Regions from separate parts of the Homo sapiens genome. Here region 1 is linked to region 2. The links are chromatin loops, found by intact Hi-C in ENCODE. Cell type or tissue: heart left ventricle. All regions are shown on one strand. Each heading gives the region's core, and the rest is flanking DNA. Links, peaks and the distances in the headings are about the cores only. Region 1 holds the start of LOC124903194 (a long non-coding RNA gene). Region 2 overlaps CLDN10-AS1 (CLDN10 antisense RNA 1).

The links. Hi-C counts contacts between places; a loop is a spot of excess contacts. Peaks named below come from ENCODE experiments on the same cell type or tissue, not always from the same donor. Only the 100,000 strongest peaks of a DNase experiment are listed, where the experiment ranks them.
Region 1: a loop joins it to region 2, with 2.4 times the contacts of the local background. A loop is called at or near these places in 20 of 110 quality-filtered maps.

The regions. Positions count from the first base shown.
Region 1 is chr13:95,648,064-95,650,980 of GRCh38, forward strand. It overlaps LOC124903194 (a long non-coding RNA gene), which reads right to left and starts at 2,548. Exons shown (of 2, transcript XR_007063840.1): 1 at 2,001-2,548; 2 at 648-771. In heart left ventricle, for the core only: no CTCF peak of the experiment used is centred there; a DNase peak (open chromatin) is centred at 1,441.
Region 2 is chr13:95,503,468-95,506,384 of GRCh38, forward strand. All of the region lies in intron 2 of CLDN10-AS1 (CLDN10 antisense RNA 1), which reads right to left. It also overlaps a transcript of CLDN10 not described here. Among named protein-coding and RNA genes, the nearest start is that of CLDN10-AS1, 29 kb to the right of the region's middle. In heart left ventricle, for the core only: no CTCF peak of the experiment used is centred there; no DNase peak of the experiment used is centred there.

The DNA of each region.
Region 1 (2,917 bases), core at 252-2,751, 140 kb after region 2:
CTGTTCTTGTGATAATTCAACTTCAATTGCATTCACTGCCACTATAACAATTAAATTCCTGGGAGGGTTGGGCACAGTGATTCACGCCTGTAATGCCAGCACTTTGGGAGGTCGAGACAGGCGGATCACCTGCGGTGTGGAGTTTGAGACCAGCCTGGTCAACATGGTGAAACCTCATCTCTACTAAAAACACAAAAATTAGCCAGGCATGGTGTCCCATGCCTGTAGTCCCAGCTACTCAGGAGGCTGAGGGAGGAGAATCACTTGGACTCAGGAGACAGAGATTGCAGTGAGCCAAGATTGTAACACTGCATTCCAGCCTGGGTGACAGAGTGAGACTCCATCTCAAAAATAAATAGGTAAATAAATTCCTGTGAGAAAGATTCTAATTGACTTAGTCACATGCCCAACCAGTGGTTTGGCTAAACGCAGGGTGTAAATGACAGCTCCACCATAATTACTTGAAAAAGACTGTAGCAATCCTCAAAGGAAGGTACCTATATAGAGAAATATGAAAACAAGACAAATGCAATGTCCATTAAATCCAACTCCTTCGCTGCTTAGCACCCACACACACTCATATTCTTCTTTCTATTGATATGTCTTAGTCTGTTTTGTGGCACTACAACAAAGTACCTGAGACCGGGTAATTTATAAAAATGGAAATTTATTTTCTCATACTTCTGGGGGCTGGGAAGTCCAAGATCAAGGCTCTTGCAGGTTTGAGTTTCTGATGAGGGCCTTCTGGTAGCGTCCTCACATGGCAGAAAGCTGAAGGGCAAGAGAGAGTGAAAGAGCAAGTGAGCAGAACGCTTTATGAAGCCTCTTTTATAAGGGCTTTACTCCCATTAATGAGGGAGGCATCTTGATGGCCTAATTGCCTCTTAAAGGCCCCACCTCTTAATACCATCACATTGCCAACACCTGAATTTTGGAAGGGACACATTCGAACCACAGCATTCTGCTGTGGCCCCCAAAATTCATATCCTTCTCACATACAAAATACATGTCTTCCTTCCCAGTAGCCCCGAAAGTCTTAACTTATTCCAGTATCAGCTCAAAAGTCTAAAATTCAGAGTCTCATTTAAATCAGATATGGGTAAGAGTCAGTGTATGATTCATCCTGAGACAAATTCCCTCCAGCTTTGAATCTAAGAAATCAAACAAGCTAAGGGCTTTAAAAGTACAATGGTGTATTTAGGCATGGGATGAACATTCCCATTTCAAAAGAGAGAAATAGGGAAGCAGAAAGGAGTGACAGATTCCAAGCAACTCCAAAACTCGACAAGGCAAACACCACCAAATCTTGAGGCCTAAGAACAACCTTCCCTTACTTCATGTCCTGCCTTCTGAACACACTGGGGCAGAGGTTAAGGTCCCCAAGGCCCCAAGGTACCCCACCCCTGCAGCTTTGCTGGGCACAGCCCATGGAGCAGCTGTCACAGGTTGGTGTTGGGTACCTGTGGCTCTCACAGGTTGGCATTGCATGCTGGCATTTCTATAGGTCTGGGGTCTCTGGGGCAGAGACCCTACCCCCATGGCTTCACTAAGGCCTGCTCTAGTGGGGATTCTCTGCAGTGTCCCTGCCCCCAGAGCAAGTCTCTGCTTGGGCCCCAACAGTGTCTGAGATATCCTTTGAATTCTAGGTGGAGGCCAATAATGCTTCCACAGCTCTTGCACTCTGCAAGCCTGCAGAATTAGCACCACCTGGATGCAGCCAAGGTGTGTATGGCTATGCCTTCCAAGATGGTGGCCTGAGCCACACCTGGGCCTGCTTGAGCTACAGCTGGGAAAGCTGAGGCGTGCTACCCCAAAATGCGGAATGCAGAGACCCAAGGCAGCCCTGGGCAGTGAGCCCCAAGGTTCCATGAACCCCTGAGCCATGCAAAACTACTCTTCTCTCAAGGCCCTGGCACTCTGGGCCTGAAATGGGCATGGCAGCCTCAAAGATCTCTGAATTGCCTTTGGGGTCACTCTCCCATTGTCTTGATGAATATCACCTGGCTTCCTTGTATCCATAGTAATCTCCATATCAACAGTCATTTGGCCACTCTCGGTTTTCTCCCCAACACATTTTTTAAATCTTTATATGCCCAGGCTGTGAATTTTCCAAATCTTTACATTCTGCTTCTCTTTTAATTATAAATTTTATCTTTAAGTCATTTCTCTCCTCTTGCATTTTAATAGAAGCAGTTAAGAGAAGCACTACAACTCTTTCAATATTTTGCTGCTTAGTGTTCTCTGAGCCAGGTGGATGCCTCTCTTCCTCCATGCATCCTTTCTCCACCTCCCAGGAATGGCCAGGTGTCCCCACTGGCTCCTGGGCCAGGAGGCATCCAAGGTTCTGTGAAGCTGCTGAAGGAGCCTGTCTTTGTTTGTGCTGCTATGATATAAAATTTATTTTCTCTCAGTTCTGGAGGCTGGGAAGTTCAAGATCAAGGTGCCGCCGTGTTCCATTTTCTGGTGAAGGTCCAATCTCTGCTTCCAAGATGAAGCCTTGATGCTGAATCCTTGTAGGGGAAAAACACTGCATCTTCCCATGGTAGAAAAGCTGGAAGGACAAGAGAACCAAATGCTTTGTGAAGCCTCCTTATAAGGGCCTTAATCCCATTCATAAAAGGAGGAGCCCTTATGGCCAAATCACCTCTTACAGGCCCCATCTCTTAATACTATTACATTGGTAACACCTGAATTTTGGAGGCGGCCTATTCAAATCATAGTAACAAACAATTCAAAAAATATCCTGTTAATAAAAAGTAAATAACTTATGCAGACTTGCCCTATGCTACACTGAGAGGTTACCCAGCAGCACCTCCCACTATCATGACACAATGCCAGGAAGACTTGTGAAATGGCAATTTCTGGATTACGTCTATTTTTACCTCTAGTTCCTTTTTAATTATGTCTTGTTTCTTAA
Region 2 (2,917 bases), core at 124-2,623:
ATCTAGAAATTCCGCTTCTGGTTAAATACTCAAAAGAATGGAAAGCAAGATCTCAAAGAGATATTTGTACACCCATGTTTATAGCAGCACTGTTTATAAAAACTGAAACATGGAAGAAACCCAAGTGTCCGTGGGTGGATGAATGGATAAACAAAATGTCCTATATACTTACAATGGAATATTATTCAGCCTTAAAAGGGATGAAAGTTCTGACCCAAGCTACAGCATACATGAATCTTAAGGATGTAATACTAAATGAAATAAGTCAGTCACAAAGAAACAAATGCTGTATAATTCTACTTATATAAGGCACTTAGTCAAAATTATAGTGGCACAAAGTAGAATGGTGGCTGCTAGGGAGAAGGGGGAGGGAGAAATGGCGGGCTGTTGTTAATGGTACAGAGTTTCAGTTCTGCAAGTTGAAAAGAGTTCTGGGGACTGGTTGCACAAATGTGAATATACTTAACACTACTGAACTGTACACTTCAAAATGGTTACAATAATAAATTTTATGTTACCTGTATTTTATCAGAATTTTAAACATTGAAATGAAAAGGAGTAGTCATGGATACTACATGGAATTACAGGAAAATGCACACCTTAAAATATTTCCTGGATTTGGTCATTGAAAAGAGTTTGAAGTAGAGATTGTCGATAAAGCCAGCCAAGCAAGCAAATATCATCACTGAAGAAGTATGACAATTGAACCAGAAAGAGGACTACAGTGAGGTGAATAGTGTAAGTTACAGAAGACTATATATGGGCATATTTATGGACAGGAAAACAGGAATATTCTCTTCTGTCTGCCTACATTTTTTACTTCTGCAAGAAACATTAAGTCCTCTGCAAGAAACATTAATCACATTTACTAAAATATGAGATGACATTTACATATTCCTTAATTTTTTATTTTATTTTATTTTATTTTTTTGAGACAGAGTCTCACTCTGTCACCCAGGTGGAGTGCAGTGGCCTGATCTCAGCTCACTACAACCTCCACCTCCCAGGTTCAAGCCATTCTCCTGCCTCAGCCTCCTGAGTAGCTGGAATTACAAGCATGTGCCACCACGCCCAGCTAATTTTTATATTTTTAGTAGAGACAGGGTTTCACCACGTTGGTCAGGCTGGTCTAGAACTCCTGACCTCAGGTGATCTGCCTGCCTCAGCCTCCCAAAGTGCTGGGATTACAAGCATGAGCCACCACGCCTGGCAATTTTAAAATATTTTTTAATATTTTTATTTTTCCTTTTTATAGGGATATGATCTCACTATGTTGCCCGGGATGGTCTCAAACTCCTGAGCTCAAGTGATCCCCCCACCTCAGCCTCCCAAAGTGCTGGGATTACAGGCATAAGCCATCACACTGGCCAGCTTTGCATATTTTTAAAAAGCATTCATTTTGATTATCTGCGTAAGTCACTGTTGATTATTACACTGGAAATTCTCACTAATTTCAAGAAGTAGAAGGAGACGTCAGATTAAAGGTGGTGAAATTTACCTTGAGCTTTAACCCTGCTCTTCCCCCAACTCAAGAACGTTTAACTATTGAAGGTGGCAGGGAATTAGGGTAATAGCCAAAATTCACAAATGGATCAAAGGAATATTTTTTGCCAGTAGAGAAACTTTGGTGTTTTCAAAGGCAAATACATCTTTCTGTATTCATTCTTAATTCCCATGAAAAGGTGTGTTCCTTGGGATAATTCTAACACTATGTTGAGACTGCAAGTCCATGTGATAGGATGGTATCAGGTTCTGAGCGTCCACAGGGAGAAAACAAGGAATTTCCTAACTAAAAATATAAAATCAGATCTGGTTCTCTCTCTCTGGAAATTTAGCAGAACCCACTCATTTTTAAAGGCAGGTATTGTTGCAGCCCCATTGTTTACCCATTGCTCAAATGCAGAGAGCCACATTCCAGGGATGTCTTACAATGGGCACATGGGGACTTGAAGTCGTTGGCTGACTCACTTTCTTCAGTGCACAGCTCTGAGCTCTCATTCGTATAAGGACTATGGTCTTTGGAAGTTGATTTTGGTTTCAGCCCAGGCCAAGTCCCTTTGTGCCTTATCTGAAGGGTATTTTTGGCTCCAGGGTGGTTGTTGGCAGACAGTGAAGCAAATACAACTCAAAGCTCTCATCTCTGTCGAATCACTGCCATAACAGGTAAAATGAACTAAGGAGGCAGTGGGCAAAGCAGATGTTTACAAAGTGAGGGCTAATGCTTGAATAAACATAAAATAGACACATTTGTAATTTGGCTTGTGCCAAGACCCTTCCCTTTCTTTTTTTTTTTTTTTTTTTTTTTGAGACGGAGTCTCGCTCTGTCGTCCAGGCTGGAGTGCAATGGTGCAATCTCGGCTCACTGCAACCTCTGCCTCCCAGGTTCCAGTGATTCTCTTGCCTCAGCCTCCCAAGTATCTGGGATTACAGGTGCCTGCCACCACGCCCAGCTAGTTGAGATGGGGTTTCACCAGGTTGGCCAGGCTGGTCTTGAACTCCTGACCTCTGGTGATCCACCTGCCTCGACCTCCCAAAGTGCTGGGATTACAGGCGTGAGCCATTGCGCCTGGCTCCTTTCTGTCTTCAAAGGAGAACTAATTAATCCTTGATAGGGTAGGGTTAGGGAATTCAACCTCACTGCTTAATGCCCCACCTTAGGAATGTCTGCAGCTGCTGATGCTAGTGTGTGTGTGTGCCTGTGTGTGTGTGTCACATGGGATGGACTGGTGGAGAGATGTTCTCATCAGCCCTGTCTACACGAGAGCCCTGCCAAACAGCTGAAATTTAATTTCCATCCCTTCCCATGAGTCCCTTCTGCTACAGCAGCCTTCTCTTTCCAAACAGACACTGAACTATGATGGAGTTTTCTTAAGGACAGTCAGGCAGATCTCAAAAGAACAGCCAGTCAGTGCAGGAA